Regions from separate parts of the Homo sapiens genome. Here region 2 is linked to region 1. Evidence: chromatin contacts called from ENCODE Hi-C or POLR2A ChIA-PET data. All regions are on one chromosome and are shown on one strand. The core of a region is the stretch at or near the end of the contact, and the rest is flanking DNA. Distances in the headings are between cores, read along the strand shown. Region 1 has its middle 7.8 kb from the start of MIR4456. Region 2 holds the start of EXOC3 (exocyst complex component 3).

What was found. A loop is a pair of places that touch in the nucleus more often than their neighbours do. ChIA-PET counts read pairs that join two places held with the same protein, here RNA polymerase II (POLR2A). Pooled maps may share reads with other maps.
Region 2: a loop to region 1 is called in a map of CD8-positive, alpha-beta T cell, with 8 times the contacts of the local background. The contact joins the promoter of EXOC3 here to the enhancer-like site in region 1. A Hi-C loop is called at or near these places in 3 of 168 maps with a recorded cell type or tissue (CD14-positive monocyte, CD8-positive, alpha-beta T cell and naive thymus-derived CD4-positive, alpha-beta T cell), 2 of 37 single-sample maps with no recorded cell type and 9 of 50 pooled maps. POLR2A ChIA-PET finds 5 or more read pairs at or near these places in 2 of 52 experiments (activated CD4-positive, alpha-beta T cell and common myeloid progenitor, CD34-positive).

The regions. Positions count from the first base shown.
Region 1 is chr5:540,804-546,459 of GRCh38, forward strand. No RefSeq gene overlaps it. Among named protein-coding and RNA genes, the nearest start is that of MIR4456, 7.8 kb to the left of the region's middle. RefSeq lists an enhancer at 530-1,115. Within about 2 kb of position 3,353, at least 8 of the 41 ENCODE cell types and tissues checked have a DNase peak (open chromatin) inside an H3K27ac peak, as active enhancers do; they include CD8-positive, alpha-beta T cell, where a contact is called at or near this core.
Region 2 is chr5:440,998-446,516 of GRCh38, forward strand. EXOC3 (exocyst complex component 3) reads left to right here and starts at 2,179. Exons shown (of 13, transcript NM_007277.5): 1 at 2,179-2,293; 2 at 5,153-5,352. The coding sequence starts at 5,209. EXOC3-AS1 (EXOC3 antisense RNA 1) reads right to left here and starts at 2,163. Exons shown (of 1, transcript NR_126522.1): 1 at 838-2,163. RefSeq lists enhancers at 1-40, 1,624-1,673, 1,694-1,803, 2,574-2,703, 2,754-2,843 and a silencer at 1,884-2,273.

The DNA of each region.
Region 1 (5,656 bases), core at 2,103-4,602:
CTGCTGCCCCGTCCTTCTCTCCAGGACGACTTTGAAGCCATCCCAGATGTGCTATGATTTCATCTCCAATAATAATAATAAAAGCAACAATGTGTGCAGCTGAGGGGTCCTGATATGCATTGCGGGGCCTCACAGGGGCTTGGACCATGCTCGGCCTTGGACAGACACAGCCGGGAGGGAAGCATCCCGCTCCTGTTAACACACGTGACCCGCAGGCTCTGCAGGACATGCCGGCTCTTTTGCACAACCTCTTGGTGCAGCAGGGGGGTGTTGAGGGACCAGGAAGGGTTTGGTCCCCTCCTCCACCCCCTCTGCCTCCCTCCCCATCAAGTGGGCTGCCCGCCTCCTGGGTTGGGTCCTGGCTCCTCTGGAGGGGCTGCTGTGCCCACCGCCCTCCTTGCCATCTCTTCTGGCCTGGGGTTGGGGAGGGGGCTGGCAAGGGCGAGGCTTCTCATCCATCTTGCAGGGCTTGCCTGGGGCCACAGGGCTGCGCTGGCCTGGGGGGCTCTGTGCGCCTTGGGCTGGGGCGAGGCAGCTGCCCTCCGACCTCCAGGTCACTGAGGATGGGGTGCCGCCCTTCCCCCAGGGGCAGGTCACGTGGGGTGCCCCGGACAGGTCAAGGAAGGGGCTCTCATGCCTGGGGCTGGTTGGGGCCACCTGGGGGGGAAGGTGACAGTGCTCTTGTCCCCAACCCTGGGCTGCCTGGTAAGACCTGAGGGTCTGGGATGAGCTCAGGGCCTGCAGCCCTCTGATGTCTGCACAGACACAGCTCTGTGGGAAGCAGGTGCCCTGGTGAGACCCTTTCGCCTCTGGGCCCCTCCACCTTCCCCTGCTCCTCACAGATGCCCCCTGCCCATCACAGGGCCTGAGGCAGAGGCTTTGAGGGGGCGGGGCCTGGAGAGGGCCTGGGGCGGGGCATGGGGGAGATGGGCGTGGTAAGCAGGTGGAGCCTCTTGAGGATGACACTGGGGTGGGGCTGGGGAGGGGCCGGGGCCCTAGGCTGACCCCGGGAGGGAGCATCACCCTCAGCTGCAGGCAAGGGACGGGGCTGCTGGTGAGAAGCTCAAGCACAGGCCCTCAGTGAGGCAGGGAGAAAATGGCACAACCGCGGTGCCTTCCTAGGACTCTGGCTGTGCTGTGGGAGTCGGTGCTGTCCACTCTGTTTGAAGCTCTCAGGTGGAAGGGGCAGGTGGGGCATCTGAGGCACCGACCTCAGCTCCCAGCCCTGAGCAGAGGACGAAGGAGCCCAAGGTCCGGGAGAAGCCCCTTTTCCCATCTCTGGGGCATGGGAGGGGCCTGCACTGGCTGAGACCCAAGTTTCCAGCAGGTGAACATCGGTCCTGGTCCCACGTGCAGGGCAAGGACGACCCTGAAAAGCCCCTGAAAAGCTGGGGTGCCCACCGTGTCTCTGAAAGGCTGACGTTCCCACCGCATCTCTGAAAGGCTGACGTTCCCACCGCGTCTCTGAAAGCTGGCGTGCCCACCACATGACGTTCCCACTTCATCTTCTTAGGTGCTTTTCTTGAAAAGTTTTGTTTTTGTTTTTGTTTTTTTTTTCAGGTAACAAACTGTCACCAAGGTCATGCCTAGGCCCTGTCTTGACAGCCCTCAGTGGCCCCGGTGTGTCCCCTGGGAGCACAGGCCCCATGGGTGGCCCGGCTCTGACCCCACGGGCCCTTCCTTCTGCCGAGGGCACTTCTCAGGCTTGGGTGCACAGGGCTTGGGTGTGTGGCTCCTGCCTGGGGCCCACTGAGCCCTGAGCTGCACCAGGCCTCGACCTCGGAGCTGAGGTCTGGGTCATCCTCCCAGGGAGGGTCTGGGAGACCTCAGGTCAGAGTATCCCACAGACCCCACAAGTGACATCCCAGCTCCTCAGGCCAAATCTCCTGGACCCCAGAAGGAGCAGCTGTATCAAGAGGAAGGCTTTGGTGACGCTGCTGCAGGGACAAGGACTGCTCCGTATGGCAGAGCCAGGTGCGAGGGGCTCGGGTGCGACGGGGAAGCTTTGGCAGCAGGAAGCAGAGGCGCGGGACAGCGGGAGGGAGGGTCTGGTGTTCTAGTGCTCGGTGGAGGACCGCTGAACGTGCTTAGGCAGTGACATGAAAGCCATCAGGGCAGAGGGACAGGCAGAGGCCCCAGCATGCGAGAGGCAGGTGGGCGTGCGGGGTGCAGGGACCTGCGGAGGACATGGAAAGGTGTCAGCTGAGGGCCCTGATGTGTCTGGGGTCACCTGCGGAGGAAGGTCCAGGGGAGGAGCCTGCTGCAGGCGGGTGGGGAGGGTCTCAGCACCACAGCAGCCGGGGCCAGGGCTGGGCTGCAGGGCCAGGTGGGTCCAGTGAGTGTGCTCAAGCCGCCTCGTGGAGGGGAACTGGCAGAGTGCTGAGCAGAAGCCAAGGTGCCGCCACTCGAGGGGCCGGATGCTGGGGTCCCAAGAATGGTAAAGTGGGGAAAGCCGCTGAGGGCCTGGATGCTGGGGTCCCAAGAATGGTAAAGTGGGGAAAGCCGCTGAGGGGCCGGATGCTGGGGTCCCAAGAATGGTAAAGTGGGGAAAGCTCTGAGGGGCTGGATGCTGGGGTCCCAAGGATGGTAAAGTGGGGAAAGCCGCTGAGGGCCGGATGCTGGGGTCCCAAGGATGGTAAAGTGGGGAAATAGGACAACAGTGTCGGAGCTGGTGCTGGGCTTAGTTGGAGACACCCAAGGCCTGGTGCAGCTGAGGGCTCAGTGGGCCCCAGGCAGGAGCCACACACCCAAGAGCCTGAGGTTGAGGCTACAGCGGAGGCCAGAGGGAGCTGGGCTATGGAGGAGGATGCAAGGGTTCTGGGGCATCACCCTGTGGGCATTTGAGGTCCCCAGGACAATGGCAGGACAGGAAAGCCAGGTCTTTGAGGGTCCTGAGCACACGCCTGGGACAGCAGCTCTGGCCCACAAAGGCTATAGTGCCCTTGGAGCCTGGGGGGCTCTGGGCAGGGCCCACGGCTGAGTTGCCTGGAGCCTGGGGTGAGGGGTCCAGGACAGACACTGGGAAAAATCACCTGTGGTGACCCCCGCCTGGCCCTGCATCCCTCAGTGGCTCAGAGGTGGCCCGAGGTCACGCCGAGGCTCCGTCCTCTCCTCAACCCCGTGTGGTTTACCACGTCCTCATCAGCCAGGGGGTGACTAACTGCCAGGAACAATTGGCAAATGGGACCGTGGGTGGGAGCCCATCCATCCTCCAAGCCCACGGTCCAGGCCAGCGCAACAGCTTTCCAGACCACAGGCTCCTGTCGGGGATTTCAGAAGATCCGGAAATCATTTTACGACCGCATTACCTTTAGCCAACCTTGCTCATTGGAGGAAGGTGAAGGTTTGGGGAAGTAAACGCAGCCGCGAAGCCCCAGCCCAGTGCTCTGCCCGTGAGGCCGTGGGAGGGGCTGGTCTCACTTCCACTTCCACTTCCTGTTTAATTTTCATAGGCTTTAAAATCACACAGGCAGAGTAGGGAGGGCAGGCGCTGCCCTAGCAGAGAGCTGGGTCAGATGTGGGTTCACAGGTGGAGCCTGGCACATTCGTCCCCGAGAGTGAACAAACAGCACCCCGGGCCCGGCTGCCCATTCCTTGGGATAGGAGGACAGCAGGACAGGAGGCATCGAGGACACAGCAGCTTCCTGCTCTCACACGCTGAGGGGCCGGGGCCAGGCCTTTGCGCACCAGGCATCCCCTCAGTAGGACTCAAGGCACTGCACGCCCCCCAGGGGTCTCCTTCCTGCCTCCAGTCAGGCTGTGGGACCTGAAGCTCCCCAGGGGCCTTGTCTGGCTTGGCTCTGAGGTGGGTCCCAAGTGTCACATGAGCCTGGTGAGACACAAAACCCAAACAGGGCCAGGAGACCACCAGGGAGGCCAATGCTCTTGGGGTGTGGGTTGGAGGGGCCAAGCCTCTGAAGCTGGTGTCCCCGCCTGCTGGCCATGTTGGGGTGCCTGTCTCGTGCCACCTGCTTGCAGGCCAGGGGGTTGTCACTGTATTTCCTCCAGGTCCTGTGCTGCTCAGGACTCCCTGACCCACTGGAGGGGATTAGCAGCTGAGGACAGCTCTGAGAAGCCTGGTCGGCCCCGGGTCCTGCCCAGGCATCTTCAGCTGCGTCTCCTCACCGGGTCTCTGAGTGAGAGACGAAGCCAGCTGGACTTCCTGGGTTGAGTAGGGACTTGAAGAACTTTTCTGTCTTACAAGAGGATTGTAAAATGCACCAATCAGCACTCTGTAGCTAGCTAGAGGTTTGTAAAATGCACCAATCAGTGCTCTGTAAAAACGCACCAACCAGCACTCTGTAGCTAGCTAGAGGTTTGTAAAATGGACCAATCAGCACACTGTAAAATGTTCGAATCAGCACTCTGTAAAATGGACCAATCAGCAGGACATGGGTGGTGACAACTAATGGAACAAAAGCTGGCCACCCCCCAGCCAGCAGCAGCAACCTACTCTGGTCCCCTTCCATGCTGTGGAAGCTATGTTCTTTCCCTCTCCACAATAAATCTTGCTGCTGTTCACTGTTTGGGTCCACACCACCTTTAAGAGCTGTAACACTCACCGCAAGGGTCCGTGGCTTCATTCCTGAAGTCAGCGAGACCATGAACCCACCGGAAGGAACAAACTCCAGACACATGAGGACCTGTCTGTGCATGAATGCAGCTGTGTGTGCTGTGACAAAAGCAGCTCTGTGGGACATAGGAGTGCTGGGTGTGGGGGTCCCAACCAGATGACCTACCGGGACCTGTGGGCCCAGTGCTAGCCAGGTCTTAGTCAATGCCACTTAAACTAGCCAATTGGAGGCCCTTTTCCACTGGACATGCTGCCGGACTCATCTCCCCTTCTGGACTGAGGGCCTGAGGCCTGAGACTCCATGACCTGTGGGTCAGCACGGGCCAACCGCCTCAGTGGATGGAGCCCAGAGGCTGGATGTGGCCAAGGGCCTGAGTTCTATGGGGCCTTAGGCATCCTGGTGCCCCTTCCCATGGGGTGGGCAAGGCCCGCTGGAGGTTGTGAGGTGTCGAGAGCTGCAGGACATACCACAGGGCGGACGGCAGGCTCCTGGTGGCCACAGTGGGCCCCTGACCACTGACTTTGCAGAATGTGGCCAACTCTTTGTGGAGGGGGAAGAGGGAAGCTGACTCTGCCATGGCCTCTGGGGGTGTCCGTGCTGTGTCAGCAAGTGGGTCTTGGGTGCTCATGGGACCCTGCTGAAGCATCCTTGCTGGGGCCTTCCATAGAGCAGTCACTTAACTGTCTCAGGCCTTCTTCTCGTACAGGCTCTTCCATGGGGTTTTGCTCCCCTAGGGTCCAGCAGCTGAAAGCACAGCAGCCTCCCTGGCTCTTCTCAAGGCCAGCGTCCAAGGAGGGATTGCTGGGGCTGCAGGGAGCACAGGCAGGGCCTCCACCCTGGCCCACCACACTCGCTGGGCAGAGCCCCGCACAACCAGCCCTGAAGCCTGGGATTGCACCTGCTACCCTGCAGGCTAGGTCCTGTTCCAGCCCCAAGCTTTCTCTCCTCCTGTCCTGGCCCCTACAGGTCACGGTGGCTCTGGGAGCCCTGGGAAGGCCCGGGAAAGAGGAGGTCAGGGAAAGTGACTTTGCTTGTCCCTGCAGGGTCTGGAGCAGCTGCCAGGGCTTATCAGGAGGAAAGTC
Region 2 (5,519 bases), core at 929-3,428, 100 kb before region 1:
CCTGCTGTAGGACGGCAAGCATCTCTGCTTCTGATTCACGTCCTCTCCCCTTCCCACATTTGTCCCTGGTCACGTCCTTGCCTGTTCGTGAATCCACTTGTGCAATCGACATGATGCTTGCACTCAGCAGTGCTCCTGGGTGTTCGCAGAACATGGTCTGCCAAAAACAGAAGTCAAGAAACTTTTTTTTTTGAGACAGATTCTCCCTCTGTCACCCAGGCTGGAGTGTAGTGGTGCCATCTCAGTTCACTGCAACCTCCTCCTCCCGGGTTGAAGCCATTCTCCTGCCTCAGCCTCCCAGGGAGCTGAGATTACAGGCATGCACCACCATGCCTGGCTAATTTTTGTGGGGTTTTTTTTGGTAGAGATGGGGTTCCTACCAAAAAGACCATGTTGCCCAGGCTGGTCTCAAACTCCTGGGCTCAAGGGGTCTGCCCATCTCAGCCTCCCAAAGTGCTGGGATTACAGTTAGGAGCCACTGCGCCCAGCCAATAAATACCTTTTTTTTTTTTTTTTTTTTTTTTTTTTTTTTGAGACGGAGCCTCGCTCTGTTGCCCAGGCTGGAGTACAGTGGCGCGATCTTGGCTCACTGCAAGCTCCGCCTCCCGGGTTCACGCCATTCTCCTGCCTCAGCCTCCCGAGTAGCTGGGACTCCAGGGGCCCACCACCACACCTGCCTAGTTTTTTTGTATTTTTTTTAGTAGAGACGGGGTTTCACCATGTTAGCCAGGATGGTCTCGATCTCCTGACCTCATGATCTACCTGCCTCGCCTCCCAAAGTGCTGGGATTACAGGCGTGAGCCACGGCGCCCCGCCAAGAAAGACTTCTAATCAATGTTTTGTTAAGAAGTTACTAGACAGTCCTCCATCCAAATTCACTACCAGACACTGATATAATAGTATGAGTCTTTAGTTCATAATACTCAATGTTACTATATTTTTAAGAGTCCTAAAAGCTTTGGCAATTTTGGCAATTTTTTCTTCATTAGTTTCAAAATTTCTTTACAGTCATAATTTCTAACACAATTTTAACTTTTTTACTTTTTTTCATTGCTCAACTTGTTGCTAGATTTTCAGAAATTACAAGGAAAAACTGAAATAATAGAGCCGGGGTCAGTGTCAACATCAGCAGGGCACGGGGCAGGGCTCCCTGTCGGAGTGGCAGTGGGGGCTCCCGCAAGCTCCATCTCCTTCCTGTGTGCCCCTGCCCCATGCTGCTGCCACTTCCCTGGTCTCTGCTGGCTTCCCTGCCACCTTCCAGACCCTTCCTTTCGTGTGGCTAATTTTCAGGAGGGGCAGGGGCACAACCTAGCAGCTCCAACCTATGAAAGACTTTGTCAGTTGGTGTGTCAAAGCCAGCATCTTTTATCAAACAGACAAACCCTGAACGCTCGTGGTTTAGCACGTGCTTCTTCCTCCAGGCGAAGCCAAGTGCTGGCCATGGGCCTCTCCTCCAGGAAGCGACTCAGGACCGGCCCTCTGCAGCGCGGCCCAGTGACCCACATTCATTCTCCAAGACCTGCGCTGCTGGGCCTCTGAGGGGCCCCGGAAACATCCGGTGGCCACCCATCCCACTGGCATTGTTCCCACGAGGGTGCCAATGACTGCGCTCCTGGAGGGGCTGAGTTCGTCTTTGGGTCCAGGAGGTACCCAAAGCCGCTTGTCTGCTGGTGGCAGGTATGACAGACGTTTGATTCCCAACCTTCTCCGCTTTGGTTTCTTCGTTTACTGAATGCCCGGCGCCCACCTCAGTCCGCGGGAAACGAGGGACGCCCCTGCCACACTGCAGTGCGGACGACGAGGCCAACATAAAGACAGCAGGCATCAGCAGAGGATGGAGACAGCGGCTCTGGGGCTGTCTTCTCTCCGCAGGTTGGGAAGGGAAAGGAGAGAAAATGCACGCAGTCACGCTCGGCGGAGGCGTCCAGGACTGCGCCCGCCCTGGGGAAGGGCGCACGCGGTGGTCGCCAGGGGCAGCGAGAGGGCCTGAGTTGGGGGGGCTGGGACGGACAAGAAGCCCCCCACCTCGGCGGTTTCCCTGTCCTGCTGGGGAGCGGCCATGGGGCAGGTCCCCGAGCTGAAGTCGCTCGGCCGGGAGACGAGTACCCGCCCCGCGGGAGGGCCCGGACCCGTGCTTCCGGCGCCGTTGCCGGAAGCGGAAGTGCCCGCGCGCTGTCCACTTCCGGCCGGGACCCCGGAGGCGGAGGCAGCGAAGGCGGAGGGGGCGGCGGGGGCGGCGGCGGCGGCGGCGGCGGCGGCGGCGGCGGCGGCGGCGGCGGCGTAGCCGTAGAGGGTGAGTCGGTGGCAGGTCCTGACGGCCGGCGGGTCCTTGGGAGGTGGTCGCCGTCTTTCATCCTTGCTCTCCCTGTCTCTGGCTTCCGCGGGGGCGCGTAGGGGGAGGCCGGACCGGGACCTGGAGGGCGGGGAGGCCGTTCCGGACCCCGTGGAGTATCCCGCTCGTGCGAGTGTCCTCGGCGCAGGTGTCCTCCCCGGCACATGTGTCCCCCCCAGGCGTAGGTGTCCCCTTGGCACATGTGTCCCCACAGGCACAAGGTCCTTCCTGGTGCAGGTGTCCCCTTAACAGTGTCTTCCCCCACGCCCCAGGCGCTGGTGTCCTTCCTGGCACAGGTGTCCCCCCTCGGAGCAGGTGTCCCTCCTTGGGGCAGATGTCCCTCCAGGCACAAGTGTCCTTCCTGGCGCAGGTGTCCCCTCGGCGCAGGAGTTCTCCAAGGTGCAAGTGTCCCCTCAAGCACAGGTGTCCCTCCCAGGCACAAGTGTACTTCCTGGTGCAGGTGTCCTCTTGACGGTGTCCCCCCCCAGGCGCAGTTGTCCTTCCTGGCACAGGTGTCCCCCCTCGGACCAGGTGTCCCTCGTCGGAGCAGGTGTCCTTCTGGGCACAAGCGTCCTTCCTGGCCTTTAGGAAGCTTTCAAGGTGCAGGTGTCCTCCAAGGTGCAGGTGTCCTCCAGCGGAGTGTCCCCTCCGTGAGGTGCCTCCCAGCACAGGTGTTCCCCTCGGCGCAGGCGTCCCCCCGGTAAAGGGTCCCTCCTGGCAGAGGTGTCTGCCCGGCAGAGGTGTCTCCCTGGCGCAGGTGTCTCCGTGGGTGCTGATGTTCCCCGCAGTAGGGTGTCCCCCCGCTCGGCGGAGAGGCTCACAGCGGAGCCAGCGCCAGGGGAAGGCAGTCAGAAAGGCCCTGGTAGGGGCTGGACCTGGGTCTCTGTTTATGGTCTCTGAGTTCCTCTTTGGCTTCTGTGACCCAAAATCTTTAGTCTTCAGGCTGGGATGGAAGCCTCTGCGGTGCGTTTTTTAACTCCAGATTTTCCCCTTTTCCACATGAGTAGCTTTATTCTGACTCCAAGGCGAGCCCTGCTTCACAGCTCTCCACTCACATTGCCTTGGCTTCCACCCACAGCGTGACAGACTTCACTCCAGCCTTAAGATGGGCGCAGCCACCTCACCGCGTGCCCCAGCAGAGCGGCTGGGGGTCCACTTCTTGGGTTATTATCCAGCCCTATAATCAAAATCATACAGGCTTTAATGTCAATGGAAATGCTGATGATAATGTCCAAACAAAATAAGAAAACAAAAGTGTGCACCTACAAAGTCATATAAGCAGTGGAATCTTAGCTTTAAAAGAAACTCAAAGGGAAAAAACTGGAAGGAAACAAGCCCTGTTGGAGGGAGTTGCCCCTGAGTGTCGGGATTTAAGGGGAGTTGTCCCTGGGTGGCGGGATTTAAGGGGAGTTGCCCCTGAGTGGTGGGATATAGCGGGGGTTACCCCTGAGTGGTGGGATTTACGGGAAGTTGTCCCTGGATTGTGAGATTTAAGGGAAGTTGCCCCTGGGTAGCAAGATTTAAGAGGAGTTGCCCATAGATGATGGGATTTAAGGGGAGTTGCCTCTGGCATCTTTGTATTTTTGTCCTGTCCAGATTTTCTACGTTGGTATGCCAAATTTCATAATCAGAAAATAAAGAGAAAGGAAAGGTTGCAATGTAGGTCCAGATGAAAAAGGAGAAGAGAGGTGTCTGAAAGCATGTGGGCATGGAGAATGAAAAATTCCAGGAGAAGGTGAATCTTTTTAATATTCATGAAGATGAAAATCAGACAGCTGAAGTCAAGGGGAACAGGTGTATCGGATTCCCTCATTGACTGATGCTCACCAAGCAGCTGTGTTAGCTCCCCGAGGAGGACGATGGTGGAGGGAGCATGGAAGGCAGGCTTGCCTGGCATCTGAGCACCTGTGGTCTGCACGGGGCCTGCATAAAGGAGGGAAGCATGATGTTTTCTAGGACAGTTAAAAAAGGGGGAAATGGGGTTTTGGATACCCAAGACAATAATGACTTTTTCTTTTTTTTTCTTTTTTTTTTTTTTGAGACGGAGTCTCGCTCTGTCGCCCAGGCTGGAGTGCAGTGGCGCGATCTCGGCTGACTGCAAGCTCCGCCTCCGGGGTTCACGCCAGTCTCCTGCCTCAGCCTCCCGAGTAGCTGGGACTACAGGCACCCACCAACATGCCCAGCTAATTTTTTTGTGTGTATTTTTAGTAGATACAGGGTTTCACCATGTTAGCCAGGATGGTCTCGATCTCCTGACCTCGTGATCCACCCGCCTCGGCCTGCCAAAGTGCTGGGATTACAGGCGTGAGCCACCGGGCCTGGCTGACTATTGTCACTTTTATAGGGTGGGAATTGTGGGGCTTGTGCTGGGCCTCCAGCTGTGGTACCTGGTCGGGGGAGTTGTCCACGCTGTATTTGTCTTCACTGAGGGTCCTGGTGCAGCTGCCCACAGGCCTGGCCAAGGTGCTGGGGGAAAGCTCCCGAAATGAGAAACCAGCCCTGTCTTGGGGAGAGATGTGCCTTTGAGGCTGACATCTACATGCTGGGTGGTCTGGGACCCACATCTAGAATCTTCGCAATGTCCATGTCTCTCATGCCTGTGAAACGCCCCTGCTCTCCCCTTAAAGGTATAACTTCTGCATGTTTGTGTTACGAAGGTTTGTTTATCTTATCAAGGAGTTCCTCATCCTAGTTCAGCTTTCTTTGAGGTTTCCTGGATTAATGATCTCAGAGGCTCTGCTTGTAGCTCCACTGTGATCACCTGATAGTTTGGGGGAGGTTTTGTACCTAACATTTCTACCGTCCTAACAACTCCTGCAGTGCACAGAGAACACCCCTAGCATGAACAGTGTGAGGATTCCACCAGCTTTTTCACCATGAAGGAGACAGACCGGGAGGCCGTTGCGACAGCAGTGCAAAGGGTTGCTGGGATGCTCCAGCGCCCGGACCAGCTGGACAAGGTGGAGCAGTATCGCAGGAGAGAAGCGCGGAAGAAGGCCTCCGTGGAGGCCAGATTGAAGGTGAGGCCACCTGCCCCACTCCCAGGATCTGTCTTGGGCTTCAGGTTCTTGCTTGACATCACCATGATGATTTTGCTAAACTAGCCTTTATGGTAATGTGCAAGGAGGCAGAGCTGGACTTTCTTGAGCAGTTACTTTCAGCAGTGTATTACCACTCAGTAGCTTTG